Linked DNA regions of Homo sapiens: region 1 is linked to region 2. A link is a loop called in an ENCODE intact Hi-C map of the cell type or tissue named here. Cell type or tissue: HepG2. All regions are shown on one strand. Region 1 overlaps RARS2 (arginyl-tRNA synthetase 2, mitochondrial). Region 2 overlaps RARS2 (arginyl-tRNA synthetase 2, mitochondrial).

Region 1 (5,000 bases), 49 kb before region 2:
TGATGGGGTGTTTGTTTCCATTCTTGCCCTCCCTCCAGTTCATTCTCCATGTATCAAGAAAGGTGACATCTAAATTGTGAATCAAATCATATCACTTATCTTTCTTTGTTGCACGAGTCTCTACCAGAACCTTAACTTCTTCAACTTCCATTCATGCCCCATTCTATCATTTTTGTAGGAACCTAGCTACAATGTTAATTTGTTTTTCTAACATAGCAGGGTCTTTCCATTCCCATTGCGTAGATTATTCCTTGTGCCTAAAAGAAATGCATTTTATACTATCACTCTTTATGCACGATGAAAGTTTCATGAAACAATACTTATTTATACTGTATTCTGTCCTGTTTTATACGTATTTTTTAAGACTGGTGGTTGGGACTCAACAGAATTTATTTTTATTTTTATTTATTTATTTATTTATTTTGAGATGGAGTCTTGCTCAGTCGTCCGGGCTAGAGTGCAATGGCGTGATCTCTGCTCACTGCAAGCTCCGCCTCCTGGGTTCACGCCATTCTCCCACCTCAGCCTCCCGAGTAGCTGGGACTACAGGTGCCCGCCACCACACCCGGCTAAATTTTTTTGTATTTTTAGTAGAGACGGGGTTTCACCGTGTTAGCCAGGATGGTCTCGATCTCCTGACCTCATGATCCACCCATCTCAGCCTCCCAAAGTGCCGGGATTACAGGCGTGAGCCACCGCGCCAGGCAAAGGAATTTATTTCTAACTGGCAACCTATAATTTGAAAAGTGTGTCCTCTAGTTCTCTTAGTCCCTTGTTTGCTTCTATGATGACAATAATAAGAGTAATTGTTTTGTTTTACTTGTTTTAGTGTCTGTTTCCTCTATAAGCTTCATGAAGACAGAACATGTCTTATTCACTCTTATTTCCTCAGCACCAGCAAAGTGCCCGAAACATAAGTGTTTAATGTGTATTTGAAGAATGAATACCTGAGTATCTCTGTTGTGATCTCATATAAAATATGCAGCTTCACTGAATGAGTTCATAATTTTAAATCTATGGAGATGACGTGGTGTGGTGGCTAAAGGAACTCCATCTTGGATGCTAATCTGCCATGTTGACTTTTGATTATCCCCAGTTCCAGGAATACCTGTAAGATTTCTATTTTATCTACTGTTTATAGTACTTAAGGGCAGGATTTCTATTTTATTTACTGTTTATAGTACTTAAGGACAGGATTTATAATTCTTGCCCTTAAGCAAATGATAGGCTATGACATAGCATTCTTGATTTTTTCTAAGGGGTTGACTTCGGTTGTCTTAGACATCCCTTCTGAAGCATGGTTACCCCTTCTCTATGGTATATACCATAGAGAAGCCCTGGGTCTTGGGGTAGATAACTGCACAAGGATTCATCATCTTGTCTCTTAGCTTCCTGAGATATGACTTCTGTTCATAAATCCATATTAAATGTTTCTTTCTGAGAAGCTGGGTTTGTCAGCTGCTTTCTTCAGTCTCTCAGCATCCTCAGTCTTTTGAGGGTAGATTTGTATAGACCTGCTTACCATGGAGCACTTAATAATGGTGGGAAGGATTAGAATTCTAGCTTCACTATTTGTGTAACTAACTCTTGGCAAGTCAGCTGTAAGATGATGGTTTTGATTCCAAGTTTACAGGATTGCTGCAAGGATTAATAATGATGTTGAAGATTATAATAACTACTATTTATGGGATACCTCACTTGTACGGTGCCGTATTTTGCTTTGCTTTATAGGGCTATTAATAAAATGTAATGAGATAAAGATAACAGTGCTTAATGTCAGGAGTTGCAAAGGGTCTGTGATTTTACCCTCTTAAGTTTCTACCACTGTTCCATGGATGGTAGCAGAAAACATCAGACCCCTGAATGAGGGAAAAGGATTTTACTATTCATAGCAATAGCAGTAGCCACAGTATCAACATATTTTGTGTGTCAATTTCCCAAGTTCTTTTTCTTCCCATGCCGCAATGTGAAGATAATACCTCTATATAAGCTGTGTACTGTGTTACAGGAGAGAAACCTTGAGTCTTTTATAATGGGCAGTAAGCATGCCTGCCCTTTGCTCTGGAGTGAGGAACCATCTTTATCTTACAAATCTGTATCCTTGAAAGATAGTCCAGAACAAAGGCAATTTGTGTCTTGTTTACATACGCAGAAATGTTGGAGTCCCACGAGGATTTGTCGCTCAACACTAAGCACAGTGGTATATTGTGCTTAGTGGTACACATACAATGTACAGTACTTGAAATTTTCATTTCATCATCTCAGTCATGCCATTGCTATTTGTATTGTATCCTTATTTTACAGAAAAGGACACTGAGATTCAGGAACATGAAAGGAATAACCTAAGGTCACTCAGCTATAAAATTCTAGAGTTGAACTACTAACCTAGCTATTTGCCTCAAAGCCAGAATTCTTTGTATTCTATATGTAGAGTTAAATTTGTAAAATGGCCAGTACGTGTCTGGCTCCGAAATAATGATGGAATGTAGATTTGTCTCCCTTTCTTACTTGCTTTTCATTTTGCTCATTAAACTTAAATTCAGCTGGTTCTGTTTTTTTTTTTTTTGAGACGCAGTTTTGTTCTTGTTGCCCAGGCTGGAGTGCAATGGCACAATCTCGGCTCACCGCAACCTCCACCTCCCAGGTTCAAGCGATTCTCCTGCCTCAGCCTCCCAGGTAGCTGGGATTACAGGTATATGCCACCACACCCAGCTAATTTTGTATTTTTAGTAGAGATGGGGTTTCTCCATTTTGGTCAGTCTGGTCTCAAACTCCCGACCTCAGGTGATCTGCATGCTTCGGCCTCGCAAAGTGCTGGGATTACAGGCAAGAGCCACCATTCCTGGCTCAGCTAGTTCATTTTAATTTTGTATACTTTTAATTTTGAAATAATTTCAGACTTATAAAAAGTTGTGATAATAGTACCAACAACTCCATATCCTCTTTATCTAGATTCAGCAGTTATTAACATTTTGCCACATTTCCTTCATCGTTCTGTATAACTTTTTCCTGTGTCATTTGAGAGTAGGTTTCATACATAATGCTCCTTTACCTCTTAATATGTAATTGTTTATTTCCTAAGAACAAGGCTTGTTTTACATGACCATAGTACAGTTATCAGATTCATATAATATTGATAAAATGCTTTAACTTACAGTCCATATTCCAGTCTTGTTGATTTTTTTCCCCATATAGGATCACAAATTGCATTTAGTTTCTTGTAACTGGTACATTTTAAGTAGCTTTACGCTCTCGTTATTAACTTACATCTGCATAGCTTGATAGAGGAGCTACCCTGCTAATGGTGAGCAGGAAGACCGGCTTTCTTGACTCTGCTGATGAGTTTATTATCAAATTTCAGGTGTGGCCTCAAGAAGCAATTAAACTAGTTGTCTAATTGTTGTCATTTAGTCCTGAGGTGCAATATGTATGTTGGGCAGATATTCATCCACATTAAGGTAAACAGCAGGACTGACTGAATTATCTACGTTTGTACTGTTCTTTGCTTCCAATCTATTCTCACAGACCCACCAGCATTCCATTCTGCTTAGAAGCACAAGTTGTATAATAATAACCATACTATAGCAAAAAACAAACAAAAAAACTATCATCAGAGCAAACAGGCAACCTACAGAGTAGCATAGAATTTTCACAATCTATCTGACAAAGGTCTAATATCCAGAACCTACAAGGAACTTAAAACAACCCCATTAAAAAGTGGGCAAAGGACATGAACAGACACTTCTCAGAAGAAGACATTTATGTGGCCACAAACATTCGAAAAAAAGCTCAACATCACTGATCGTTAGAGAACTGTAAATCAAAACCACAATGAGATACCATCTCATGCCAGTCAGAATGGTGATCATTAAAAAATCAAGAAACAACAGATGCTGGTGAGATTGTGGAGAAATAGGAACACTTTTACACTGTTGGTGGAAATGTAAATTAGTTCAGCCATTGTGGAAGACAGTGTCATGGTTCCTCAAAGATCTAGTACCAGAAATATCATCTGGCCCAGCAATCCCATTGCAGGGTATATACCCAAAGGAATATAAATCATTCTGCTACAAAGATACATGCATGTGGATGTTCACTGCAGCACTATTCACAATAGCAAAGACATGGAATCAACCCAAATGCCCATCAATGATAGACTGGATAAAGAAAATGTGGTTGGTACATATACACCATGGAATACTGTGCAACCGTAAAAAGGAACGAGATCATGTCCTTTGCAGGGACATGAATGGAGCCAGAAACCATTATTCTCAGCAAACTAATGCAGGAACAAAAAACCAAACACTGCACATTGTCCCTTGTAAGTGTGAGCTGAACAATGAGAACACATGGCCATGGGGAGGGGAAGAACACACACCAGCGTTTGTTGGGGGTGGGGTGGGAAGAGTGAGAGCTTTAGGAAAAATAGCTAATGCTTGTGGTGCTTAATACCTAGGTGATGGGTTGATAGGTGCAGCAAACCACCATGGCACACATTTGTCTATGTAACCTGCACATCCTGCACATGTACCCCGGAACTTAATTTTTAAAAAGAACCATGCTAAATTTATTATAGTCATAATTTGCCTTCCAAATTGTTTGGGATATTCTCTTCTAAGCCCCAAAGTTTTAATTCTTACTTTGTTTGCTTCTTGTTTGTGTCTTGAAACTAATGCAGACCTGTTCCTGAGGAAAATTTCTGCAAATTTGGGAGGGCTTCTGCACTGGTCTTGGTGGCAAACCTACAGTGCCTGACTTGGTAGTGTTGGAGAATCAGAAGTGAGGAACAACTGGGGTAATTGCCTTTTTAGACTCATGGCCTATAGATTATGTTAATGTGGATAAAAATACAGAGCTAATCTTCATAAGATGATGTCAGTTTTGCCACCTGAATGTCTGGTTGCTAAAGATATGGATCCCTTTTTCATTAGCAAAATTAGGTTTTTATGCAATTTTCACAGATTTTGATCCTGAACCTGGCAAGTTTAGCTCCTAGCTGA
Region 2 (5,000 bases):
AACTAATATATTTTTTTTATTTAGAATTCACATTAGTGATTCAGGAAAACATTTGCAATAAGCTTTAGACAATATATCAAAAAGCCTTTCCACTTATATTGAAAAGTAATTTCTTTTTTTTTCTTTCTTTTTTTTTTTTTCGTGATGGGGTCTTGCCCTGTTGCCCAGGCTGGAGTGCAGTGGCGTGATCTCAGCTCACTGCAACCTCTGCCTCCCGGGTTCAAATGATTCTCCTGCCTCAGCCTCCTGAGTAGCTGGGATTACAGGTGTGCACTACCACGCCCAGCTAATTTTTTTGTATTTTTGCTAGAGACGGGGTTTCACCATGTTGGCCAGGCTGGTCTCAAACTCCTGACCTTGTGATCCGCCCACCTTGGCCTCACAAAATGCTGGGATTACAGGTGTGAGCCACCACGCCCAGGCAAAAAGTAATTTCTTATGGTAAAAGTTAACAAGTGTTAAATCTGAATCATGGATATGAGGGTGTCATCATTTACTTTTACCTATTTAAATAATACTTTTAAAGGTAACTTATCAGGCTTCCTTTTAGATTTAAATTATTTGAATAGACTTTATTATCTAACAGTATCTCTAAGCATATTAACCTTTTTTTTTGCTATAGAAGGTTTTATTAATAGAACTTGACTCATTGCATATTGCCTATTAATATGGCTTTTGTAACCATAGCCATTCTTATGAAATGTAAGGGCAGCCTCTTATAAGAGATAAATATCATGCCAATAAAATATGGATTAGCCTGTATCCTAGCACTGACATTAAAAAAGGTTACATAGGCCAGGTGCAGTGGCTCACACCTGCAATCCTAGCACTTTGGGAGGCTGAGGCAGGTGGATTGCCTGAGCTCAAAAGTTTGAGACCAGCCTCAGCAACGTGGCAAAACTGCATCTCTACTTAAAAAAAAAAATACAAATAATTAGCTGGGCATGGTGATGCATGCTTGTAATCCCAGCTACTCAGGAGGCCGAGGGACGAGAATCGCTTGAACCCAGGAGGTGGAGGTTGCAGTGAGCTGAGATCACACCACTGCACTCCAGCCTGGGCAACAGAGCGAGACTCTGTCTCAAAAAAAAAAAAAAAAAACAAAACAGTTACATAATAACACAAATAGTATAAAAATTTCTTTAAGTTCAAAATGGCCTCCAAAGGTTCTATTTCAGTATTTCTACCTTGCCCCTTTCTAGCAGGATTTAAGGTAATTACAGTGATGGGCATTTAATAAAAGAAAAATAGTGAGGGGTTAGTGTATCACTAGATAATTTACGTAATAGTTTTGACCCTGAGCTTCCCCATATCAGTAGGCAAAAAAAAATTTTTTTAAATAGGACAAGATCAAAGCACCGATTCAATGAGTGATAATGTTTACTTGCTCTCATTTTTAAAAACATGGAATTAGTATCTATTCCTCAAGACACAATGTTTTTCCTAACTTTAGAGTCTCCAATTTCTCAACTTTAAGTAAATAATTCAAGACTAAATTCTCATCATATGTAGGGATATTTATGCAGTTGAAGTTTTTATTTTATGAAAAATTGCGTTCAAGATTTCATCATTGTTTTAAGTTACATTTCTTTTTCCAGGGAATGTTACTGTTATGGCTAGTATGAATTTTGTTCCTTAATAACATTTATATGTAAGAAATAGTTTTTAAATGATAAGAAAATCTGATTCCAGCTATCACTTGTAAGAGTCAGTGTAAGTCATTGAATTTCCCACCTACTAAATCATGCAAAGTTCCCCAGGCTCTTATGTGTCTCCTAGGACAGTCCTAGAGGACTCTTCTTGTCTTCAGTGCACACTGGTCTCTTACATGTTTAGTATCCCAGCCTGTGTGATGCTTGGAGGCATGCAGCTCTTCTTGTGTGACAAACATTAGCTGGTGGTCCTTGCCCTGTCCACAGGTCTAGAGACAAGATCGCTATGTAGACACACCGTGAACCATTTCCCACTGTGGGCCTGCACCACCCCAGGGGCTTCCTAGCTTCTGCTCTTCTGGAAGTCTTCCCCATCTCCTCCCCATTCCAGGTAATTCTCCTTTCCTCTATCCTGGCAGTTTCTCCACTTGGCCATTGCTCCCTGCTGTCCCTTCCCAACACTGCTTGCTTTTCTACTCTCTCTCTGCTTATTTGGGACAGCACTACAGTGTGTCATTGTCCTCTTAGTCTTCCTCTTAGAATGAGTTTTGAAATACCTAGCAAGAACAAAGTACACATTAATAGCTGAGTAAATATCTGACACCATTGAAATGTGCAAAAAATACTTTTATCAGCATGAGAAATGTTAACATTTATTAGGTGCTTGTGTGTGGTGCTCTACAAGGAGTTAATAATTATCATCCCTGAATAAAGATGTAAGATATAATGAATGTGGTTATGTATATACATAGAGTAAAAGTAGGAGATTCTAAATATGAAAAGATTAATGGAAGGTGAAATACAGTTTATATCCTACTACTAATGTATTAAGGAGGAGAAATTTGATAACTCATGAAATAGCTCAAGTTAGTTATTTTTTTACCTACCACATTTTGGCTTTATTATTAACTGTTTGCAGTATTGATACATTCAATTTTAATTATATAAACACATTTGAATGTCTTTAATTTTTCATTTCATGTTCGGAATCAACTAGCAGCTAAGAAATTTCTGATCAGTGAAACAGCATTAAACATAATGAAGTTGTTCAAATTATAATCATGAATATTTTTACATGTTCTTTTCTAAACTAGGTAAAAATTCAGTGCATTTTAAGATGACATAAATATATGAAAAAAGGGTCTGTGGTTTCTAAGTTTTGCTAACCATCCTTAGCAGTTATTCTCAGTATTTCTAAGATAAGCATGGCTAGAAGTGGGGTTAGAGCCCCACATCAAGGAGTTAAACTGTGCCCATGTGGCTAATGGTATTCTAGGATCAAATTTAAAGGGATAAGAAAGGCTTATCATACTACTTTTAATTTTCATGCTTAGTTCTTTATATTTGGGCAGATCAGCCCAAGAGCTTACTGTAATTATCTGAGTTAAATTCAAAATAAAATGTTACGCTATTTGGCAGGCCCAACATCTAGAAATAGTGAAAAGGGAATGTTAATTTTTTTTAAGGAAGTCTGAGACATTTAGTTTATTCCCTAAAGGAAACACAACTGGTTTTTGTGTTTTCTTCTAAGAGAAAAATTGTGTTTCCATCCTCAAAAACTTTACTAAGCCATGCTGCCTTATTATGAAGCCCAAATTTAAAATTGCCTTTTTATCTCTTTGTGTCTAAATTTAGCCTTAAAAGGAAGATATCTTCAAAATGCGTACTTTCCAAGGGTTAATTAAAAAGGTACATGGTAACTGTTTAGTTTTATATTGTGCATTTATAGGTATATTGGGAAGTGCTTATTAAAGCTCTTCTCTTTGATAGTGTCAGTTGATTTTCACTAATGTTTGTTTTATAAGTACATATTGCGGAAATACTAAGAATATTCACGTTTTAAGGGCTTTTTGTTTTAATTATTTCTATTTTTTAAGAAAGAGAAGATTCTGGTGAAGTTTTTTCTAAAATAGTCATATCATAATGCATAATAGATTTTTAAATGTTTGGTTATTTGAGTTTAAAGTCCTAGATTTAAAAACAAAGAAACTTCACCCTGAAGAAAGGCTTTATGAAAAAAAAAAGAAACTAAACTCTTTTGTGAAAATAAAGACATTTTGCATGTGTTTGCTTATAACTTGTGTGCACATGTATGTATGTGTGTGAGATAGAATCAGAAACCACTTGTGAATATATATTTATGTTTTTAACATCTGTATACTGGACCGTTAAGCAGTTGTCAATGGCTGTGTCATTCAAAAGTCAAGAAGTCCGCAGTTTACTATCTTATGGGGACCCTTTTTGTTTTCCCATACTTTACCAAAGTCTTCTTTGTTTTCTAACTGACATTGTATGTGTTGTTCTGGACTTACTAATAGGACTACATAAACATCACCTTTTTATGATGTGTCAGGTATCCTAAGACCACTCCTCCCCCCGATTCTGTGATTCACGCAGAGGACTCACAGAACTCAGCATAGTCTTACTTGTGGCTATGATTTATTACAGTGAAGGGATACAAAGCAAAATCAGCAGAGGGAAAAGGCATATATGGGGTAAAGTCCAGAGGAAACCAGGCTTTCCAGACTCCCAAATTTTCCCAGTGGAGTCACACAAGGTGCACATACTTCCAGCAGCAAATTATGAGAATACATGTGAAATGTCCACTGGCAAAAGTTCATTAGATACCCTGTGTCCAAGGTTTTTATTGAGAGTTGGTCATGTAGGTACCCTCTGCTTAGAATGTCCTAAATCCCAAACTCCCAGAAGGAAAGCAGAAGTTCAGCCTAAGCTGTACTGTTTGCATCCACAGTGTAGGCACAATGACCACTTTTATCAGTTAAGTTGGTGGAGACATTCCCAAAAATCTAAGTTAATAGATGCCAGCCAGTGGCCAACCTTGCAAGCAGGATGTTTTAAATATAACAGTATCAGACCTGCTAGTTAACTCTTTTCTAGGGGGAAAAAAAAAGGTAATTTTAACTTTATTTAGCAGTATTTATTTATTTAAGTCTGTCATTCCAGTAATTAACATAGATCATCTATGAAAGGTGAAACGTTTTTACCTTGAGAGATGTTTAATGCCCTGTCCCATTTGTTGGTAGTATCTAGTGGGTATAAGCCAATGTGTCCTCCAGCAATAAAATCATTTTTTCCTATCCAAATACTGCTGTCCGGATGTTTTGATAATAACATTGTAAGGGTTTAGAAGCCTTATTTTTTCATAGTTTATTCACCAATTTTTATTGCTTTCATGAGACTTTAATAGCTTTCTGGAAATAATATAGTAAAGTTATCATTGATGTTTCAACCTGCAGGTGAGTTACAATTTGTAAATATTTGTCCATATGTATAACTTCAGTACTACTTGAACTATAATATTAATATTTTAATGTCATTTATTAACAT

What was found. Hi-C counts contacts between places; a loop is a spot of excess contacts. Peaks named below come from ENCODE experiments on the same cell type or tissue, not always from the same donor. Only the 100,000 strongest peaks of a DNase experiment are listed, where the experiment ranks them.
Region 1: a loop joins it to region 2, with 3 times the contacts of the local background. A loop is called at or near these places in 3 of 110 quality-filtered maps.

The regions. Positions count from the first base shown.
Region 1 is chr6:87,581,156-87,586,155 of GRCh38, reverse strand. The region is part of intron 1 of RARS2 (arginyl-tRNA synthetase 2, mitochondrial); the gene reads left to right. Among named protein-coding and RNA genes, the nearest start is that of RARS2, 6.3 kb to the left of the region's middle. In HepG2, no CTCF peak of the experiment used is centred here; a DNase peak (open chromatin) is centred at 2,125.
Region 2 is chr6:87,531,778-87,536,777 of GRCh38, reverse strand. The region is part of intron 8 of RARS2 (arginyl-tRNA synthetase 2, mitochondrial); the gene reads left to right. Among named protein-coding and RNA genes, the nearest start is that of RARS2, 56 kb to the left of the region's middle. In HepG2, no CTCF peak of the experiment used is centred here; DNase peaks (open chromatin) are centred at 1,317 and 2,167.